2 separate regions of the Homo sapiens genome follow, and region 2 is linked to region 1. The links are chromatin loops, found by intact Hi-C in ENCODE. Cell type or tissue: PC-3. All regions are shown on one strand. Links, peaks and the distances in the headings refer to the core of each region. The heading gives the core; the rest is flanking DNA. Region 1 overlaps RAD51B (RAD51 paralog B). Region 2 overlaps RAD51B (RAD51 paralog B).

Region 1 (11,444 bases), core at 3,779-8,778:
AACTTTTTGTGGTGCTTCTTACACATGGAGGACAATAACTGTTTTGTTAGCTGTTGCTGTTGTTATATGTCAGATGCCTGACAGTTGTTTCAACTTTGTTTTATGTGTGTATCTTCTGTTTATTCTCTGCTCTATTTGCATTATGTTTAATTTTGTAAGTCTTTTAAAAATCTTTTTGATTTTAGTTGCAATGCAAATTTTAAAAGTATAGCAGTTTTATTGTTCCCATTCCTGTGGCTGTGTAACAGATTACCCCACAACTTAGTGGCACAAAGCAATCAGTTATTATGCTCACAGATTCTGTGGGTCAGGAATTCGGACAGGGCACAGCAGGAATGGCTTCTCTTAGTTCCACAGTGTTTGAGGCTGGAACCTCAAAGGCTAGGCACTATAATCATTCATTCATTTATATGTCTGGCAGATGTCACTGGCTGTTGGCCCCAGTTCCTCTCCACATGGGTCTTTCCATGTGATGTCTCCAAATGAACTAGTTTGGGCTTCCTTAAGTAGAGTGTCTGGGTTCCTCAGAGCAAACATTTCAAAAAGAGAAAGATAGGCAGAAGCTATATCCTTCTTATGACAGAGCCTTGGAAGTCACAGAACATTATTTCTATTTTGCTCTGTTGGCCAGAATAATTAGAAATCCCCCTAGGTTCAAGAGGAGAGAAATAGACTCTACCATGTGATGGGTGGGGTTGGCAAGATTCTGGAAGAGCATGCTGGACCAGAAATACGGCTGAAGCCATTTTTGGAAATATGATCTGCCACAATGATATTACTTTATTTAATAATTGCTTATGTAGCATTTAATCTATATGCTAGGGACTACTGTAAATACTAAACAAATATTAATTCATTTAATCCATAACAGTCTTATTTTACAGATGAGGAAACTAAATCAGAATATTGTATTACGTAGAATATAACTTTCTCTGCTCTTGATGGACAACAAATAATTTACTATGATTTTAAAAACTTGTCTAGTATTATTTAAACATTAAATATTTTGGATGCAAATTTGCATTTCCTGCATGCATCATATTAGAATAGACTTGAGAGGTGCAGTTTCTATTAAGTAATGTCTTAAATAAGTACAAAGGTCAGGCATCCAGGAGCTCATCCTTCCATATTCTTAGAATTGGGATGTGATAAATAAGTCAGAATTTTTTCATGAAGCAGTGCCCAGATGAGTACATGTTATCAAATATTTTATTTGATAATAATGCAGGACTGACTGACCAAACTTGATTTATAAATTAGTTCCATGTCCTTTTATGAGAATAAATACAATATCTTGGTCTTGTTGTGATAATATTACCTAATGGCTATGTTTTCCTTCATTGGCATTGAAATCAGAACTGATTTTTGGTAAGGTTAGTAATTTGCGTTATTTTTAAATCTCCATTATTATGAAGATATTTTATCAGGGACAAAGATTGCCTTTTCTCTCTCCCTCTCCTTTTCTTTTCTTTCTTTTTTTTTTTTTTTCCCATTAACAGTTGATGGAGGAAGGTAACTTTGTATGAGTTATTGTTGGACATGCAAGCCCTGTTTTTTTACATTTGTTGATTCTGCTTTGGAGATTTATCAGTCTCTGAGCAAGTTGCTTTGAAGCATTTCAGTCTTCTTTGTCTCTCAGAACCCATTAGTGCTATCTTCAGGATGTGCCAGAGTGACTTTTACCCTGGTACATTTGTGACACAGTTACACCATATCTCCTACTCTCTACTCATCACTGTATAGCAAGTACAAGTTACCAGATAGAAGCATATTCTTGTTGGATTATCAAAACTCAGGTGGAGTGTTTAACATCTTTTTTGAATATTTAAATAGTGTTTTTCTTTCTAATTGGCAAATTTTGGGTATTCTTTAAAAACAATATTTGATTAGGAGATCATGGAGAAATTTGTATGGTCAAAACTTGCCAAATTTGAGACTCACTTATTTGTTTAAATTTAAGGATCAGTAAAAATAAATAAATAAATAAATAAATAAATGTAGGAATCTAAGATAGAGACCTGTACTATTCTGAATGTGAATGAACTGATTACATTGATTGGAATACGTAATTTAGGAGCATTCATTATTACTTTTTGACTTGGAAACAATATAAGAATGAATGCAAAAAAAAAAAAAAAAGGAGCATGTGGATTCATTGCTATCTTGTTTACTGCTCAGTCACTTATTTGAGAGTGCCAAACCCTACCCACTAGGGCCACCCGGGATGCTTTGTTTATTTGAGAGGGGGTGTGGAGGCATGGTGAAGGGCAGGAGCTCCAGAGTTAGGCTGACTGGGTTTTAAACCCAGCCCTCCTGCCATCTGTGCAATCTTGGTCCAGTTACTTAAAACACTCTGTGATTCAGTCTGCTTTTCTGTAAAATGGCTGAGTTTTCTCATTGGTAGAAATGGCATCTACTTCATGGTGTTGTAAACATTAAATGATTAAATATATGTAAAGTGCTTAGGATAGTGCTTAGCACATTATAAGCTCATAAATGTGCGCTCCTATTCATTAAATCATTCTTTCATTCACTTATTAAAAGCATGACATTTATTTAACACCTACTATGATGGGGATACAAAGGTGACTACTCAGGAGATATGAATATTATAATAGGGGGAGGCAGAGGTATATTATAGTCATTACAACATACGATGGTGTATTAGTCTGTTCTCATGTTGCTAATAAAGACATACCTAAGACTGGGTAATTTATAAAGGAAAGAGGTTTAATGGATTCACAGTTCCACATGGCTGGGAGGCTTCATAATCATGGTGGAAGGCGAAGGAGGAGCAAAGTCATGTCTTACATGGCCGCAGAGAAGAGGGCGCGTACAGAAGAACTGCCCTTTATAAAACCATCAGATTTCGGGAGACTTATTCACTATCATGAGAACAGCATGGGAAAAAACCTGTCCCCGTGATTCAATTACCTCCCACTGGGTCCCTCCCATGACACGTGGGGATTATGGGAGCTGCAATTCAAGATGAGATTTGGGTGGGGACACAGCCAAACCATATCAGGTGGAGAGTGATATAGGTTATAAAACAAATATGTCAAAGTGCCATGAAAAGAAGAGGACAAAATTTTTGATAGCCTTAAACAATCGTTTCACTTTTCTCTGACACCATTTATTCATTTATAAATGCCTTACCTTTTATGGAACTTTTACAGTTCTTCAGCAGGAAATAATCTCTCCTTTATTGGCATCCCTATATCATTTTGCCTTATGGCAATTATTATTTTCTATCTTTCTTTTGGCAGCTGTTGATAGTAATCATTTTGTATCTTGTTAAATCATTATTTGTTCCTATCTTGTCCATTTTACTTGAAGACAGTTCACAGTCACTCAACACAGTACTTATCAAAAATGCTTCAAAAATATTTACTGAGTGAGTCAGGTAACAAAACGATTAAAATGCTTAGCCATCAGCGTATGCCTCTATTTTTTAAGGGCTTTTTATAAGCAAATACGGGTAGAAAAACATTGGCAGTTTGAGAGTAAAATAAACATATATAACTCACCAACTGACTGATCAGGATAATTATCTGGGAGTCTCTGGGGGTAAAAAGCCCCCAGTTTGTTCCATTTTACAACTCCCACCATGGCCTCAGTCAGGCCACCAACATGATACAACTAGATGTGGAGTTTGGAAGGGTGTGCACTGGAACACCATCATATAGTAATCCTGCCAACTGGATACAATAGTGTAAGCAACCCCAAGAGCACAGATAATAGTAAAATGTCCAACATATTTAACAAATGAGGTGTTTTGAGTATTTATTATCTTTGTTTTAATATAATTTTTATTTATTGGTACATTTATAACATTTAGCTTTAAATGATGGCTGTGTTTAACAACTGGCTTAGAAAATTCCTGAAAATTTAGTAGTCAGCTCTTGTGAAAGAGTACAAGCCAACTCACATACACTTTTACCCAGGCTCTGCTGACTGTGTAACTTTTGCTAGTAATTTCACTCCTAGAATCTGTGCTAAGGAAATTATCTGTGAATTGGAAAAAGCACAAAGATGTTTATCATAGCATTAGTAGTAACAGCAAAAAGTTGGAAGCAACCTAATTGTTTAAAGTGAGCTGTGGTTAAGTAAATTCACTGGAATGTTTTCTGGAATTAAGTGACTTCTTTGAAGACTTTATAACAACAAGGGAAAATGCCATAAAGTTAAATGAAAAAGAAAAAAGAAAGAATGCTAAATATCTAATTTATATAGAATGATCAAAATTTAAAAATATAGACATATGCTAATGGAAGAAGGAAATGTCAGTGTTTGGAGCTAATAAGGACATGGCTTTTTTTCTTTAACCCTTTCTTCATTTTCCAAATTTCTAATAATGAGTATATTTTATAATTATAATGAAAAGATATATCATTTTTGTCACAAAACCAAATTCTAATTTATAGCTCTAGTTTTTTGTTGAATTACAAGGCATTATCAAAATAAATCTTTTTTATTTTATTTTTTTTGAGATGGAATCTCATTCTGTTACCCAGGCTGGAATGCAGTGGAGTGATCTCAGCTCACTGCATCCTCCACCTCCTAGGTTCAAGTTATTCTTCTGCCTCAGCCTCCTGACTAGCTGGAACTACAGGCACGTGCCACCATACCCGGCTAAATTTTTGTATTTTAGTAGAGACAAGGTTTCACCGTGTTGCCTAGGGTGGTCTTGAACTCCGGAGCTCAGGCAGCCTGCCCACCTTGGCCTCCCAAAGTGCTAGGATTACAGGCGTGAGCCACCACACCCAGCCTATCTTTTTTATCTTAGAAATTTAATATTTTCCTCTAACAACCAATAGAGCATATACCAATTGAATTTGTTTTTTAGAGATCAATGCTGAGTTCATTTTGCCCCTAGATTTTATTTACAGTCTATCATAGATTTTCATGGAGGATTTTAAAGTTTGAATTTTTCAAAAGTATCCTACATTACAAAATAAATTTTAGGCCAGGCATGGTGGCTCATGCCTGTAATCTCAGCACTTTGGGAGGCCAAGGCAGGCAGATCACGAGGTCAAGAGATTGAGACCATCCTGGCCAACTTGGTGAAACCCCATCTCTACTAAAAATATAAAAATTAGCTGAGTGTGGTGGCACGCACCTGTAGTCCCAGCTACTCGGGACGCTGAGGCAGGAGAATGACTTGAACCCGGGAGGCGGAGATTGCAGTGAGCTGAGATCGTGTCACTGTACTCCAGCCTAGTGACAGAGCAAGACTCCGTCTCGAATAAATAAATAAATAAATAAATAAATAAATTTTAACTGCAGAATTACCTATTTAAAAAGCTGCTTAGTAGTTAAGTAGCTGATTGTCCCTTTAAAACAATTGATAGTTATATTGTTCTAAAATTGAGTCTGGGTCTGTGTGTCCCACATTCGTGTCTAAGCTATGCATTGTTAAAATTTTATTTGACCATTTATAGCTTGTCTCACTTTGTGAAGGAATTTTTCAGACCTTTTCAAAATACATTTAAATATAAGCAGATAATCTAATTTTACACACTTCCTGTCCCCTTTTTAATCAGTAATTGGTTAACTTCAATAGACAATTTAGACAAGCTAAGCTTCTGTGTAATTTTTCTCCCTAAAGATTAAGATTTGATGAAATAAATAATCTGTAGCGTACCTTGTAGAAGGAAAATGCTTTCCTAATTACTTTTTAAAGGTACTAATTTAAATGTCACAGCAAGTTCTGTTAAGGTTTTACTTCTATTTTAAGGTTGTAATATCTGTTACCACTCTATTTACTTGGTGTGGGCGAGTTTCAACAAGGATTAGATTTTTTAAATTAATTCTCTATATTTTTATGGGGGAGAAATTGAAGCATTCCATTATATTGTAGGAATTCCCGGAACTTCTTAGTATTCCTTTTCTACCTTGTTAAACCATTAATTTGTTTCTATCTTATTCATTTTACTTGAAGACTTAAACATTTCTGTATCACTGACAGCCACTCAAACAGTACTCATAAAAAATGTGTCATAAACATGTACTGAGTCAAGTAGCAAAACCTTTTAAATTATTCAGCTTTTTATGTGTCTGGATTTTGAGTCATAGACTTGTGTGTGCCATGGGGTATAATGAATGGGTAATGGACTTTGGAGTAAATAAGCCTAAGTTCAAAGTCTGATTCTTCCATTTACCAGCTGTGAAAACTTGGGTAATTATTCTTTGGGCCTCAGACGCATCTCTGAAATGAATATAATAATCCCTAGCTTGTGGAGTTGCTGAGAGGATTAGAGATAAAATATGTAATGTTCCTTGCATATAGTAAGCATTCAATACATGGTTAGTTATTAGGCATTCAGTAATAATTGAGTGGATGACTGCTTCAGGGAAAATTTGGTGGCTGATTTACTGAAACACCCAGTAAACATATATGAAAAAAAAAAACACACCAAAACTGACTTTTAGTTAGAACAGTTTAGAGAAACTGAGAGTCAGTTTATAAAGGAGCCTTGCAAGGAAACTGAAAAGGTGAAATAGACGGGAACAAAACCTACAGAGTACCGCTGCAGTGGAGAAAAGAAGTTTCAGAATGCTAGAATGGTGGCAGTGGCAAATTCTATAGTGAATTCAAACAAGAAGGTCAATAATTGGTCATCTCTGGATTTGGTCACCTTTGTTATTTCCCAATTTCTGTATATTCTTTTTATGATCATGGTTGACAAAAGTATAGCGCTGAACATAAGACATGCTAGGAAGGAAAATGATTTAGGAGGTACAGTTGATTCTTGAAAATCATGGGTTTAACTGCATGGGTCCAATTATATGTAGATTTTTTTCAAGCAAATTTCCATTGCAAATACAGTATTTATGAGATGCAAAACCTGCATGTATGGAGGGCTGACATTTCATATATGTGAGTTCCAGAGGGTGGACTTTGGAACTTGAGTGTGTGTGGATTTTGGTATATGTGGTGCAGGAGTGGCCCTGGATCCAATTCCCAGTATATGCCAAGGGATGACTGTGATTTTATCAGTTAAGATTAGGATGACTGCGTATAACAAAAAAAGAGACATCTATCTTATTTCTTGTTCGTTCTTACCGTATTGCCACATTGTCCAATATGGCTGCTAGAGATTCAGCCATTGCATCAGTATTACAGCTGGCAGGAGGAGAAAAGACCAAAAAGAATGTGCCCCTTCCCTGTAAGGACATTTCTGGGAAGTTACACATTGCACTTTCTCTTTGGCTAAAATTTAGTTCTATGGCCACAGCTAACTGCAAGAATGACAACCAGAAATATTGTCTTTTGGCTGAGCATAGTGTACCCAGCTAAGCTTTGGGGTTCTTATTTTTAGGAAGCAGAGGAAAATTACCAGATCATAACAAGGTGATGAGCATGGCCTCTAATCCTGCTTTTCTTTTCTTTCTTTTTCTTTAACGGGGTCTCACTATCTCACCTAGACTGGAGTACAATGGTGCAATCTCAGCTCACTGCAACCTCTGTCTCCTGGGCTCAAGCAATCCTCCCAGCTCAGCCTCTCGAGTAGCTGGGACCACAGGCACGTGCCACCATGCCTGGCTAATTTTTTATATTTTTCGTAGAGCCCAGGGTTTCGCTATTTGCCCAGGCTGGTCTTGAACTCCTGAGCTCAAGCAATCTGCCCATCTCAGCCTCCCAGAATGCTAGGATTACAGGTGTGAGCCATTGCACCAGCCTCTTTGCTTTTTTAATGTTTTAACTCTCAGCGTCTTTTAAAAACATCACTTAAAGTTACTTTAAAATTACACTAGAAATACACTTCCTTTTAGAAAAAATTAGGAAATATAGAAGACTAAAAAATAGGAAAAAACTACCTAAAATTGTCCACTATTAACATTTTTGGTGTATATCTGTTCAGACTTTTTCTGTTAATATGTAAATATTCATATTACTTATATATATAGAGTTTCAGTTTGGGATGATGAAAAGGTTCTGAGATGGATGTTGTTGGTTGCGCAAGACTGTGAATATAGGTAATGCTACTCAACTGTACACTTGAAAATGGTTTAAATGGTAAATTTTATGTATACTTTACTGCAATTTAAAAAACATTGATTGTTTACAAAAAGGAGATCAAACTCAACATATTATTTTCTAATCTGCTTTTTAGAGGTAAGAGAATACCTTTCCATGTAAAAATATATATGTTTGCAGCATGATTTTTGTGGCTGAATATTTATTTTATCCTTTAGGTGTACCACCTTTTATTGACAAGAGTGTTGAAGCAAATAAACAGGAGTGTTAGTTCTTTCCTTGTTAAGTGGATTCACAGAGAGCTTTGTGATGCATGAGAGAGGACCTGGGGAAATAACCAGATGATGGAAACTGAATACCCCCCTGGGACCTTACACTGTGTCTGCCTTGTTCAAGTGACTCTCTAAATAAACAGTTTTACTGCTCTGAGGACAATATAGTACCCTTTTGTTTTTTTCACATATAATTATTATTTTTAGTTCATCTAAAAGAATGTCCCAACTAAGTTAATGTTCTATTAGAGGACTCAGGGCAAAAGAGAGGGATAAAGGGAGAACATTGCCTCCTGAGAAATGATGCCTTCACACGAGGATCAGATGCCAGTGATGGCAGCAATGTCTGCAATTTCGATATTGCTAAGCCACTCTCAGGAAGGTTTTTCCTGATTGGAGGTCTGGCTCTCCCGTGAGATGGTGTTTCTCTTACAGCCAGAATGTTTGTCATTTTCCCATATCTTCACTGTCACAGGGTCATTGTCCTTCTAAGTCTTCCCTGCCACTTTTAGAACGTCATTTTTTCACCTACTATAAAATACTCTGCCTCTTTGTTATATGGGTAAACAAATTGCTACCTAGCTAAACTAAGTGTTATTTCTTTTCTGTGCTGTTATTGACATTTGTCCCCCAACTCCCTTCCACTTTACTCTTCATCTTATTTACAGGCATACCTTGGAGATATTGTGGGTTCAGTTCCAGACTGCTGCAATAAAGCAGTTATAGCAATAAAGTGGGCAACACAAAATTTTTTGTTTCCTAATGCATATAAAACTTATGTTTGCACTGTACGGTAGTCTACTAAGTGTATCATAGCATTATGTCTAAAAAATGTACAAGCCTTATTTTAAAAATATGGTTAAAAAATGTTAACAATCATCTGTGCCTTCAATGAGTTGTAATCTTTTTGCTGGTGGAGGGTCTTGCCTTGATGTTGATGGCTTCTGACTAAACAGGCTGGTGGTTGGTGAAAGTTGGGTAGCTATGGCAATTTCTTAAAATAAGACAACAATGAAGTTTGTTGATTGACTCTTGAATCAGTTTATTTGCTTGGTAATAAGAGTAGTACCCAATAGGTAGTTTTTCAACCTATACTCCTCTCCATTCCTCCCACCCCTAGTAGTCCACAGTGTCTATTGTTCCCATGTTTATGTTCATGTGTAGTCAATGTTTAGCTCCCATTTATAAGTGAGAACATGTATTGTTTGGTTTTCTGTTCCTGCATTAATTTGCTTGGGATTATGGCCTCCAGCTTTCTCCATGTTGCTGCAAAGGACATGATTTTATTCTTTTACATGGCTGTGTAGTATTTCATGGTATATATGTACCACATTTTCTTTATCCGATCCATTATTGATGGGCACCCAGATTGATACTATGTCTTTGCTATTGTGAATATCCTGGTGATGAACATATGAGTGCCTGTGTCTTTTTGGTAGAATGATTTATTTTCTTTCAGGTATATCCCCAGTATTGGGATGGATGGGTCAAATGGTAGCTCTGTTTTAAGTTCTTTGAGAAATAGCCATCTGTTGTTTTTTGACTTTTAGTAATAGCCATTCTGACTGGTGTGAGATGGTATCTCATTGCGGTTTTGATTTACATTTTTCTGACTTTTAGTGTTGATGGGCATTTTTTCATGTTTGTTGGCTGCTTGTCTCTCTTTTTTTTTTCTTCCAACTCTTATTTCAGGTTCAAGGGGTACATGTGCACGTTCATTACATGGGTAAATTGCATGTTGTGGGGTTTGGTGTCTAGATAATTTTGTCACCTAGGTAATCAGCATAATACCTAATAGGCACATTTTCAGTCCTCACCCTTCTCCCACCCTCCACCCTCAAGTGGGCTCTATTGTCTATTTTCTTCGTTATGTCCTGGTGTACTCAATATTTCACTTGTACTTATATGTGAGAACTTGTGGTATTTGGGTTTTTGTTTCTGCATTAATTTGCTTAGGATAATGGTCTCTAGCTCCATCCATGTTGCTACAAAGGACATGATCTCATTCTTTTTTATGGCTGTTTAGTATTCTGTGGTATATATGCACCCCATTTTCTTTATCCAGTGCATTGTTGATGGGCAGCTATAATAGGTTGATTCCATGTCTTTGCTATTGTGCATAGTGCTGCAGTGAACATACATGTGCATTTGTCTTTATGGTAGAATGATTTATATTCTTTTGGGTATATACCCAGTAATGGGATTACTGGGCCAATTGACAGCTCTGTTGCAGGTTCTTTGAGAAACCTTCAAACTACTTTCTACAATGGCTGAACTAATTTGCAGTCCCACCAGTGGCGTATAAACATTCCCTTTTCTCCACAATCCACAATCTCATGAACATCTATTATTTTTTGGTATGTCTTCTTTTTTTTTGAGACAGTCTCCCTCTGTCATCCAGGCTGGAGTGAAGTCCTGGCTGACTGCAACCTCCGCCTCCCAGGTTCAAGCGGTTCTCCTGCCTCGCCTCCTGAGTAGCTGTGATTACAGGCGTGCGCCATGAGGCCTGGCTAATTTTTGTATTTTTAGTAGAGATGGGGTTTCACCATGTTGTCCAGGCTGGTCCTGAACTCCTGACCTCAAGTGATCTGCCTGCCTCTGTCTCTCAAAGTGCCAGGATTACTGGTGTGAGGCACCGCACCTGACCTGCTTTTTGGTATGTCTTCTTTTGAGAAGTGTTTGTTCATGTCCTTTGCCCATTTTTTAATGGGGCTGTTTTTTGCTTGTTGAATTGTTTAAATTCCTTATAGATTCTGGATATTAGACCTCTGCTGGATGCAGAGTTTGTGAATACTCTCTCCCATTCCGTGGGTTTTCTGTTTACTCTGTTGATAGTTTCTTTTGCTGTGTGGAAGTTCTTTACTTTAATTAGGTCCCACTTGTCAATTTTTGTTGTTGTTGTTGCATTTGCTTTTGGGGGCTTAGCTAAAACTTCTTTGCCCAGGTTGATATCAAGAAAGTTATTTTCTGGGTTTTCTTCTAAGACGTTTATAGTTTGAGGTCTTACACTTAAATATTTAATCTACCCTGAGTTAATTTTTGTATATGGGGAAAATTAGGAGTTCAATTTCATTTTTCTTTATATGGCTAGCCAGCTATCCCAGCACCATTTATTGAATAGGGAGTTCTTTTCCTATTGCTTGTTGTCAGTCTTGTCAAAGATCAGATGATTGAATGTGTGGCTTTATTTC
Region 2 (11,444 bases), core at 3,459-8,458, 54 kb before region 1:
ATGATTGAATGTAAAGTTGATGAGGTGAAACTGTAGCCAAGTGAATAAGGTCTCAGTGCTTTTTAAGGATGCCCTAGCTCTAAACAAATTTTACTATTGTATCCTACCTGTAAAATATTTGTCTTTGTAAACTTGCATCACTCTAAATTATAAAACTGGGCATCCAAAGTCATTCATATGGACACAACTATTAAGTTTAGTTTTATTTGTTAGAATGTTCAAGATACTACTGATAAGGAAGCTTTTAAATATTTCCTTGAAAACCTTTCTTTCCTCTTTCACCTTGCCTCTACTGCCCTTTCTCTAGATCGATCATGAATTTTTCTATTATATTTCAAAGAATCTTTAGGGTTTACTTGCCACATCTTCTATTGGAGTCCATTTTTCACATCACATTTTTTTGTATTAACCCATTATAAATGATACTACTTCTTGTATTATTTGATTTCTATGTTCATTTTTATGTTTTATTCTATAACCTATTGAGGTTTATACATATAAAATAATAATCACCTGCTAGTGTTACCAATGCTGATTATGATTTTTGAATTTTTAGAATGTTTGTGTTTGATTCTCCTGATTTCCTTTGGTCAATATTTTTTTTTTTTTGAGACAGAGTCTTGCTCTGTTGCCCAGGCTGGAGTGCAGTGGTGCGATCTTGGCTCACTGCAAGCTCCGCCTCCTGGGTTCACACCATTCTCCTGCCTCAGCCTCCTGAGTAGCTGGGACTACAGGCGCCCGCCACCACGCCTGGCTAATGTTTTTGTATTTTTAGTAGAGATGGGGTTTTACCGTGTTAGCCAGGATGGTCTCGATCTCCTGACCTTGTGATCCTCCTGCCTCAGCCTCCCAAAGTGCTGGGATTACAGGCATGAGCCACCGCACCCGGCCAATACTTTCTTTTGAAATTTATGTTAGCCTTGAAAAATAATGGTAAGCCGGGTATAAATATGCTGATCTAAAAGTGTTATTAGTTGACATAGTTAAAGTTGATAAAACAGTCAAAATTTACCATGCTGTCTTCTTTCTAGCATATCTATATTTTGACAATGAAAATGGTTCTTTACTAATTATATATTTGCTTATTCCTGCCAATAATAAGACATTCTTTGTAAAAGCACTTTAAAACTTCATAGAAATATGACCGGGTGCAGTGGCTCATCCCTGTAACCCTAGCACTTTGGGAGGCCAAGACAGGTGGATCACTTGCGGTCAGGAGTTTGAAACTAGCCTGGCCAACATGGTGAAACCCTGTCTCTACTAAAAATACAAAAAAATTAGCTGGCCATGGTGGTGGTGGGTGCCTGTAATCTCAGCTGCTTGGGAGGCTGAGGCAGGAGAATTGCTTGAACCTGGGAGGCGGAGGTTGCAATGAGCTGAGATCGCGCCACTGCGCTACAGCCTGGGCAACAGAGCAAGACTCCATCTCAAAAAAAAAAAAGAAGTGTGTGTGTATGTTTGTGTGTGTGTGTATAATAGAAATATGCAAACATAACGTTCTATGTTAAGTGTATAAATATACTACTTGACAGAAATAATACTGTTTCTGTTGAGCAGATGCAGAATCAAGTTCAGAGAAGTTGAATTGCTTGTTCAAAGTCATGTAATAGTAGGAGCTGAGCCTCAACTTTATAAATGGTTTGACACTACTTTACTTGATCTTTCTATAACATCATTTCATCTCTTCCTTTAAAAATTCAGAATCGTTATGATTGTTTCCTTTGTCACCTTTATTTTCTTAGTCATCAAGAAGACTCTTGTTGTTTTCAGCTCAGCACTTCAGGAGAGCCTATAGTTTTTATCTTTCACTTTAGAAAAATAGATTTTTGTTCTAGGACCCTGTCCCAAGATTTTAGGAATTTGATAGCATCAACATGAGTTTAGATATAGCAGTTTACCCACAGTGTATCTAGGATAAAATAAATTTAAGATAAATATATTTGCAAGAACACTGGATAGAACTTAGATATATTAATTAACAATTTGCCACACTCAGAGGAACTGCCTTTTTTCTTTCTTTTTCTTTTTTTAGAGACAGGGTCTAGCTCTCTTGCTCAGGCTAGTGTGCAGTCTTGCAGTCATAGCTCACTGCAGCCTCAAATTACTGGGCTCAAGCAATCCTCCAACCTCTGCCTCCCAAGTAGCTGGAACAACAGGCACCTGCCTTTATGCCTGGCTAATTTTTTAATTTTTTGTAGAGACAGGGTCTGACTTTGTGGCCCAGGCTGGTCTGGAACTCTTGGCCTCAAGCAATCCTCCCTTCTTGGTTCCCCCAAAATGTTGGGATTACAGGCATGAGCCACTGTGCCTGGCTACAGAATTTCCTAAGTTATTATTTGTTCGTTTGTTCATTCATTCATTCATTTATTCAAGACAGGGCCTCATTCTGTTGTTCAGGCTGAGTGCAGTGGCATGATCATGGCTTACTGCAGCCTCGACTTCCTGGGCTCAAGTGATTCTCCCACCTCAACCTCCCGAGTAGCTGGGGCCACAGGTGTGCGCCACCACACCTGGCTAATTTTTTTATTTTTATAGAGGCAGAGTCTCGCTATGTTGCCCAGGCTGGTCTCAAACTTCTGGGCTCAAGCAATTCTCCTACCTCTGCTTCCCAAACTGTTGGGATTACAGACACAAGCGACCATGCCCAGTTGGAATTTCCTTTTTTCGATACAGTTTTGATGAAGAAATTTTCTGAGGGCTATACTTGCTAAAGCTTGAAACAGAAGAACAAAATTGGTCACTAAGAAAGTAGGAGAGGTTTTCATTCATATCCACTGTGTATCTGTGTCTCAGACAAAGATATGCTGGCTATCAGAATGCTGACATTGCTTACTTTCCTATTTTTCAAAGACTGAACACCATACACATAGCTTGAGGAAGGATATTATTCTTGTATACATTTTGACATAAAGATGTTTAGTCCTTGGCTGGATATTTCAGTTCTCTGAAAATGTGTAGCTATCCTGTGAGAAGCAAACATCTTGGAAACAGTATAGTATAGTTGAAGGAAACGGTCCTACCGTTTCCTTGCTTAGACAAATCATTTCATCTCTTCTTTTCTCAGTATTTTTTTTTCTGGAAATCTACTCTTTTTCTAGAAATATGTATACAACATTTAAATTTGCATGTGTCTGTCAACATCAGTGTGTAAACATATTATGTTCACTATGAAAACATTTAGGAAATTCAGATAGGCAAAAAGGAAAAGAGATCGCTGACTACAGCAGAAAACTATAACATTCTGATAAAGTTAGATAAAAGCCTTTTGGGCTTTTATAGTACATGTATATGCACACATACACATAGACTCACACACATACATGTACCTACAAATAACATCTTAAAATGAGTTCATATTGTTAAAAAGTGAGTTTATATAGCTAAGGAAGCACATCTGAGGACAAGAACACCTCTATTGCAAAACTAACAGATGATATAGAACTAGTATGGAATACAATAGAGGTGACTAAAAATTTAATGGTTTGGAGTGAAAGCGTGGAATAATCACGGTAAACACAGGAGTAAGACACAAAGATGAAAGCAATTTGGTTAACAATGATCTGATATGAAGTTGAAAGGATTACTGGTGTCTTTGAGGAAGTGGACCCAACAAATCAAACTAAAAAAGTATTTGGAGAAGTGATATAGCAAAACTTCACTGAAATGAGGAACTGAACCTGCAGATCAAAAGATACATTGAATCCTGAAAATTGGTAGAGAAGGTTCAACATCATGTCATATCCTGATTGTTGCCAAACAAGAGAAAGGTTTCTTCAGTCATGTAAGCAAAAGCAAAAGTTATCTATAAGGAAGAAAAGCAAAAGTTATCTACAAGGAAGAAGTTTAGACTGGCCTCAGACTTCACAACAATGTGCAATACTACAGGAGCTATGTCAACACAGTTCTGATAAAAGAAATTACGGCCCAAGAACAGTGTACCCAGCCAAGTTGTTGTTGAGGTATAAAGGCCACAGGCGTATCCTCTCAAATGTGAAAGAACCCAGAGAATATAGTATCTGTGAGACCTTTCTGAAAAAGAACTAATTGTTGAAATTTAGCCAACCAAGAGAGGAATCAAACCAAAAAAGTGTTGTGATATTAAATACCTTCATATATATATGTAAGATTTAGATACTGTAGAAAGTGTGGCAGTACAACAGACTGTAAACACTCTACATCATGGCAAAGTAAAACAAATATATACAATAAAAATTGGAAGGTAGGTAGAAGGGAAATGGGAATGAGAGATTATTAATCTTATTCATAGCAACAATTCAATCAGAACTGTCTCAAATGTAAAGTAGTTTAAAAGTAATGTTAATCTATTCTTTGTGGTTTTGATCATTTTTCTTAAAGTTAGAGGGACTTTTTCACAATTAATGTTTCTTGAGTGAAGAAACATTTGTCTAAGATTTAAAATTTCTTCAGTTTCATTTCGGCTTCTGTTAATTGCAGGTAAAATTAGAATTGATATTTTTTATTTTTAACTGTGAATATAATCTCATCCCAGAAAGAATACATTTATTTCTGTCCATCCATTATCTATGTGTATATGTGTATCCATGTGTATAGAATTGATATTTTTTATTTTTAACTGTGACTATAATCTCATCCCAGAAAGAATACATTTATTTCTGTGCATTCATTATCTATGTGTATATTCCAGTTGTCTGGAATAATGTCACTAATTGCTAATCTAATACCTAATATTTCTCAATGGTGAGATTTTGGATGATTTAATGCATCTTTTCTGTGTATTTTTTGTAGTATTTGAATTTATATAATGAGAATATTTTAAAGAAAGTGATACAATGAATTTATTGCTCTGAAAAATGAATAAATACTTACGCAGTTTTATAGCCTCATTTCTTTTTTAACTTATCTTGACCCCTTTTCTCTTACCATCATTTTAAATAGTTGCACAGTATTTTATGGATGTGTTAATATATTTCTTCTTTCATTCCTGATCTCAGTTTCTTCATCTGTAATGACAGAGCTGAACTAGATTAGCCGGTTGCAATCTTTCTCTTTAAACTATGAAATCCTTCCAAGAAATAAACAGTTTATAACTCTTGGCTTAGGCATTTCCCATAGAATGTAGTTTCAAAGCTGTACAGATTAGATAATTTCTGAGGCTTATTTCATTTTACCACCAAAAATTAGGGTTTTTCTTTTTTTTAGGATTTTTTTGAGTGACTTTTTCATGTGTTTAAAAAAAATCGGTAACAGACATAATCTTATGAATCAGAATTTTAAAGTGAAAGGGACTTTGAAAACCATCTAGTATATTTGCCTAACTTTTATACATAGGGAAACCAAATTTAAGTTTTTAAACTAACGTCATACAGCCAACTGAAATGAATGAGACTTGAGTGCACATCTCCTGACTTTCTATGCTGTTCTTTTCCCTACAGTACACATAAATATATATACATATATATTTATACAATGATGGGCAAACAAGATGACAATTTTATTGTACTCATGTCACATTTAAACCATCATGTAAATGTCAGGAAATATGCTTAATTTATAGTGTATTTATTTTCTTGTTCATGAAAAGAGATCAGTACTGCAGCCATTATTGAACTCCTAGAGTTAGAAAGGAAAGTGAGTGGGATTCTGGCGAGAAAGAAAGCATTTACTTGTCAAAGATTTGGAATTTACTGTGGTTACCAAAATTAAAATAAAACTAAAACTTGACTTGGCAGAAGATTAAAAACAAAGCAGCTCCAAAGTGTGTGCACATCATGGAGAAGATGCCATTATTCCTTCAGGCAGCCAAAGGGGAAGGGAATATTGTTTCTTTGCGTTGCTGGAGCTGATTTATTTAGTTATGATTTCAACATGCCTACAGGGCACACCCCAGAAAACATTACACAACAACATTAACCAGAACAAATGGTGCTTTCTTTTTCTGTATCTCCTCCTAAGGTTTTTTAACAGCAGTGAGGTTTTTTCTTTTTCTTTTTTTTTCCCCCATATTGTTAAAATGGCTCTGATTATGTTTGACTATTGGGTGTGGCAGGTTTTAGAATGTTAAGTGGTAGTACAGGTTCCTGAACAAGAAAGAGAATTAGAGTTGATGTGACTTGATTATTGGAATGTGTAGAATGTAAAGTTGTGAGACATACGACGGTCTACCGCAGGTTGCTCTTAGTAATGGACCTTCTTGTTAAAAGCCCTGTTATTATTGGGAATTTATTTTGGAAACTACTAAAGAAGAAATTTGACAGAAAAGTAAAACAAACCACCTTGTCTCATATTTCCTTTCTACACAGGCACTTTGAAGAGATATCTTAAATATTGTCAAGTCTCAATTATCCTGGCACACGTTAGCATTATCACCATTCTCACAAACTTGAATTAAATGCACATGGTATTGCAGCAGGTGCAGCACAGAGAAAATTGGCAAACAAGATCCTTATCCTTTTGGAGCTCAGTAAGGGTTGCTATCCTAGTAAGTAGTTCAACCAATCCCAAACTAATTTTTCCGGATACTCTCCAAACACCCTCCCTCCCTTCCTATATCCTCTGTCTTCATTAGTGGCCTCTCCATCCTCTCAGCTGGAAACCTCACATTCATCTTGAGTCTTTATGTTCCCTTGGTCTTCACAACCAATCTGTCAACAAGTCCTGTTTCTTCTATCACTAAAATTGCTTTTTGACTTTGTTTGTACTCTTCCCTCCATTCTCCTAGCCATTGCCCTGTTTAGGCCCTTTTCATCTTCCATTTCAGTTCTTGGAGAGCTGCTTATCTACTTTTAACCTTTCCATTTTCTAATCCATCCTCCATACTCTTGTCAAATCTCTTTCTTTAAAGACAGTTCTAATCATATCACTCTCTGGTTTAAAAACCTTTGATGGGTCCCCATTAACACATAAGGGATAAAGTCTAAACTCCTTAGCTTGTCATGCCAGGGTTTCAGAGTCTGGCTCTGATCTACTTATTCTCATCTCATTACCTGCCATAATTTCCCCCTTACCGTATTTCCCATTGCCAGACGCACACACACATGTACATTTACTCCATTCCCACAAGCTTCCTCATAATTCCCTGAGCTTGCTATGTAATTGTGCTTTTGATCATGCCTTTCCTTGCCCCATATACACAGAACACTCTTCCCTGACAAACTCTTGCTTGTATAGAGGAACTGAGGAAGCCAAGATTTTACAAAGAGTACTCTTGACAAAAGAAATAAACCACGTGCATAGACCAAGCAGTAGGGCCACCGTTAGAGCAGAGTTCAGACTAGTGGCTGCCGACTAGTTTCTCTTGGGCAAACCAGGAAGAAGGACTCAATCCCAGAAGGTACTGGCATTATAGCAGTGATTAAATTGGTTTGCAATAGTATTAAATGAATGCCTCCTTCCTATTTATACAGCCAAGAGTTAGCATTTACTTTTATAGCTAAAGGATAGAGGGAAATAGCTACAGTAGGTTTCTGGCATAGTAGTTAATTTCAAGAATTAAAAGAAAACTCATTACCCTTATCTACCTACTACTCCTACCTTATCTCATGTTCCAAAGGTGTAAAGAATGATTAGGAACTCACAGGACCACGAGCCTTCACACTCACATTGGTGCTTTTTAAAAATCACCAGGATAGAGCCAGAGATGATGGGTTTAAGGGGTAAATTGAAAGAGGGAAATAGCAGCTCTTTACCTCAAGTTACTGAGGAAGCAGAGGCCTTTTTCATGCTCTGCCTAGTCATGCTTCTCCCTAACCATTGCATCTTTCTGCTCAACCTTTGTCCTTTTTATCCACATATGATTCTTTTAAAAAATTAGTTCTTACTATATAAGTATTGTATTAACATAGTATCTTCAAAACATGTGGAATGTTTGTAAAGGCTTCTCTGACATTCTCTCACCACCATCATCCCCAATCCCAGCTGCCTACCCACCAATGCCAGAAAATGACAACTATTTTCAGTTTGGTTTTCTGTTGCTTCAGACCTTTCTCTATGCATTGACTTAGAGATACATGTTGTGGATAGACAAATAGGCTTATGAAATATAGTATTGCTGTGTGTGTTTGTATGTGTACGTGTGTGCTTGCTTTCCTCACAGAATCAGTATCATACTTACTCTGCCTCTCAGTTTGCAAACTTGCTTTTTTGACTCTGCCCGTAGATCTTGGATATCTTTCCTATTAGTATGTAGAGATAATTTATCACAGTTTTTTCAACTTCTTACATACAGTATTATATTTAGGTCTAGCTTAACCCTTTCCTCTTCTCATAGCAATCTGATATGGACAATTAGAAGAGAAAAAAATTTTAGTAACTGTGTTAGTTTGTTTTCATGCAGCTGATAAAGACATACCCGAGACTGGGAAGAAAAAGAGGTTTAATTGGACTTACAGTTCCACTTGGCTGGGGAGGCCTCAGAATCATGGTGGGAGGCGAAAGGCACTTCTTCCATGGCGCCAGCAAGAGGAAAAATGAGGAGGTTGCAAAAGTGGAAACCCCTGATAAAACCATCAGATCTTGTGAGACTTATTCACTACCACGAAAACAGTGTGGGGAATACTGCCCCCATGATTCAAACTATCTTCCACCAGGTCCCTCCCACAACACAGGGGAATTATGGGAGTACAGTTCAAGATGAGATTTGGGTGGGGACAGAGAGCCAAACCTCATTCAGCCTCTGGCCCCCTCAAATCTCATGTCCTCACATTTCAAAACCAATCATGCCTTCCTTATAGTCCCACAAAGTCTTAACTCATTTCAGCATTAACTCAAAAGTCCACAGTCCAAAGTGTCATCTGAGACAAGGCAAGTCCCTTTCGTCTGTGAGACTGCAAAATCAAAAGCAAGCTAGTTGTTTCCTAGACACAATAAGGGTACAGGCATTGGGTAAATACAGCCATTTCAGATGGGAGAAATTGGCTAAAACAAAGGGGCTACAGGGCCCATGCAAGTACAAAATCCAGTGGGGCAAATTCTAAAGCTCCAAAAAGATCTCCTTTGACTCAGTGTCTCACATCCAAGTCATGCTGATGTAAGAGGTAGGTTCCCACAGTCTTGGGCAGCTCTGCACCTGTGGCTTTGCAGGGTATAGCTCCCCTCCTGGCTGCTTTCACAGGCTGGTGTTGAGTGTCTGTGGCTTTTCAAGGTGGAAGGTGCAAGCTGTCGGTGGATCTACCATTCTAGGGTCTGGAGGATGGTGGCCCTCTTCTCATAGCTCCACTAGGCAGTGTCCCAGAAGGGACTCTGTGTGGGGGCTCCAAACCCATATTTCCCTTCCACACTGCCCTAGCAGAGATTCTCCGTGAGGGCCCTGCTCCTGCAGCAAACTTTTGCCTGGGCATCCAGGTGTTTCCATACTTCTTCTGAAATCTAGGTGGAGGTTCCCAAACCTCAATTCTTGACTTCTGTGCACCTGCAGGCTCAACACCACATCGAAGCTACCAAGGTTTGGAGCTTGTACTCTCTGAAACTATGCGCTGAGCTGTACCTTGACCCCTTTTAGCAATGGCTGGAGTGGCTGGGATGCAGGGCACCAAGTCCCTAGGCTGCACTTAGCATGGGGCCCTGGGCCCAGCCCATGAAACCATTTTTTCCTCCTAGGCTTCTGGGTCTGTGATGAGAGGGGCTGCCATGAAGACCTATGACATGCTCTGGAGAGATTTTCCCCATTGTCTTGGGGATTAGCATTCAGCTCCTTCTTGTGCAAATTTCTGCAGCCAGCTTGAACTTCTCCTCAAAAAATGGGTTTTTCTTTTCTACTGCATCATCAGGCTGCAAGTTTTCTAAGTTTTATGCTCTGTTTCCTTTTAAAAATGGAATGCTTTTAACAGCACCCAAGTCACCTTTTGAATGCTTTGCTGCTTAGAAATTTCTTCTACCAGATACCCTCAATCATCTCTCTCAAGTTCAAAGTTCCACAAATCTCAAGGGCAGGGACAAAATGCTGCCATTCTCTTTGCTAAAACATAACAAGAGTTACCTTTGCTTCAGTTCCAACAGGTCCCTCATCTCCATTTGAGACCACCTCAGCCTGGACTTTATTGTCCATATCACTATCAGCATTTTTGTCAAAGCCATTCAACAAGTCTCTAGGAGGTTCCAAACCATCCCACATTTTCTTTTCTTCTTCTGAGCCCTTCAAACTGTTCCAACCTCTGCCTGATACTGACTTCCAAAGTTGCTTCCACATTTTCAGGTATCTTTAAAGCAACGCCCTACTCCAATGGTACCAATTTACTGTATTAGTCTGTTTTCATGCAGCTGATAAAGACATACCTGAGACTGGGAAGAAAAAGAGGTTTAATTGGACTTACAGTTCCACTTGACTGGGGAGGCCTGAGAATCATGGTGGGAGGTGAAAGGCACTTCTTACAAGGTGGTGGCAAGAGAAAAAAATGAGAGGATGCAAAAGTGGAAGCCCCTGATAAAACCATCAGATCTCATGAGACTTATTCACTATCACGAGAACAGTATGGGGGAAACTGCCCCCATGATTCAAACCATCTCCCACTGGGTCTCTCCCACAACGTGTAGGAATTATGGGAGTACAATTCAAGATGAGATTTGGGTGGGGACACAGAACCAAACCATATCAGTAAGCAAGTACTGGTTCTGATTAAATGCAAAAAATGTTGCAATTGTTGGTTTCAGGAGGAGTGTTATCCTTAAAAATTAGACTGTCTTAGAAACACTTGTTGGACCCAGTTCAAAGGACTTCACTAGCATTAACACTCTCTCTCCTTTCTTTCTCCTTAACCCACTTCTACCCAATTACTGACATTGATGGGAGTTAAATGTAACCAGGACTCTTTGTTTATATATACATCTGGTTTTCCCTGTTCCGTATGCCTAAATCCTCCCTCCATTGCTTCTGTTTAGCATTTAATGTAAATTTCCAAATTAATTCAAGAAGAAAATTTGAAATATATAAGATGAGGGCATTAGGTGATCTCTGAGGGCTTTTACAGCTCTAGGATTCTATTAGGTTATTAATAATTTATTTCCAGAGGATACATTCTGATAAACTAAGAAGTTTTCTGTGCTTGATTTAGCTTTTACTTAATTAGGAATATAAATAACTAAATATTTAAATAGATAAAACTTATGCTATTTGTCACTTTTTCTTGAAGCATATTTATAATGATCATTTAATGTTCAAAGTAAACCTCCAAAAGGACTTGGTAACTGCCAAATATTACCACCAAACTGTAGACTAATCAATTAGACCACTAGTATTTGAATTTTTTTCTTTTACTATATAAAACTAAGAAACGTGGACTGAATCAAAGTGAATGGGAGCTTTGGATAAAATATTGGTAAGATGTTTGCACTTACTGTCTGCTTTTGAATGTTCAGATATTTAAGAGGTACCATCATATACCACGAACAAAAGGTTGGGAGTCAGGAATCAGGGAATTAGTCCTAGCTCATCACTGTCTCATTTTGTGATTGCAGGTCATGCTTTGCTC

Evidence for each region. A loop is a pair of places that touch in the nucleus more often than their neighbours do. Peaks named below come from ENCODE experiments on the same cell type or tissue, not always from the same donor. Only the 100,000 strongest peaks of a DNase experiment are listed, where the experiment ranks them.
Region 2: it touches region 1 in a loop (1.9-fold over the local background); 2 of 110 quality-filtered maps call a loop at or near these places.

The regions. Positions count from the first base shown.
Region 1 is chr14:68,012,727-68,024,170 of GRCh38, forward strand. The region is part of intron 7 of RAD51B (RAD51 paralog B); the gene reads left to right. Among named protein-coding and RNA genes, the nearest start is that of RAD51B, 200 kb to the left of the region's middle. In PC-3, for the core only: no CTCF peak of the experiment used is centred there; a DNase peak (open chromatin) is centred at 6,025.
Region 2 is chr14:67,958,656-67,970,099 of GRCh38, forward strand. The region is part of intron 7 of RAD51B (RAD51 paralog B); the gene reads left to right. Among named protein-coding and RNA genes, the nearest start is that of RAD51B, 140 kb to the left of the region's middle. In PC-3, for the core only: no CTCF peak of the experiment used is centred there; a DNase peak (open chromatin) is centred at 6,066; H3K4me3 peaks cover 1,092 bases; H3K27ac peaks cover 2,442 bases.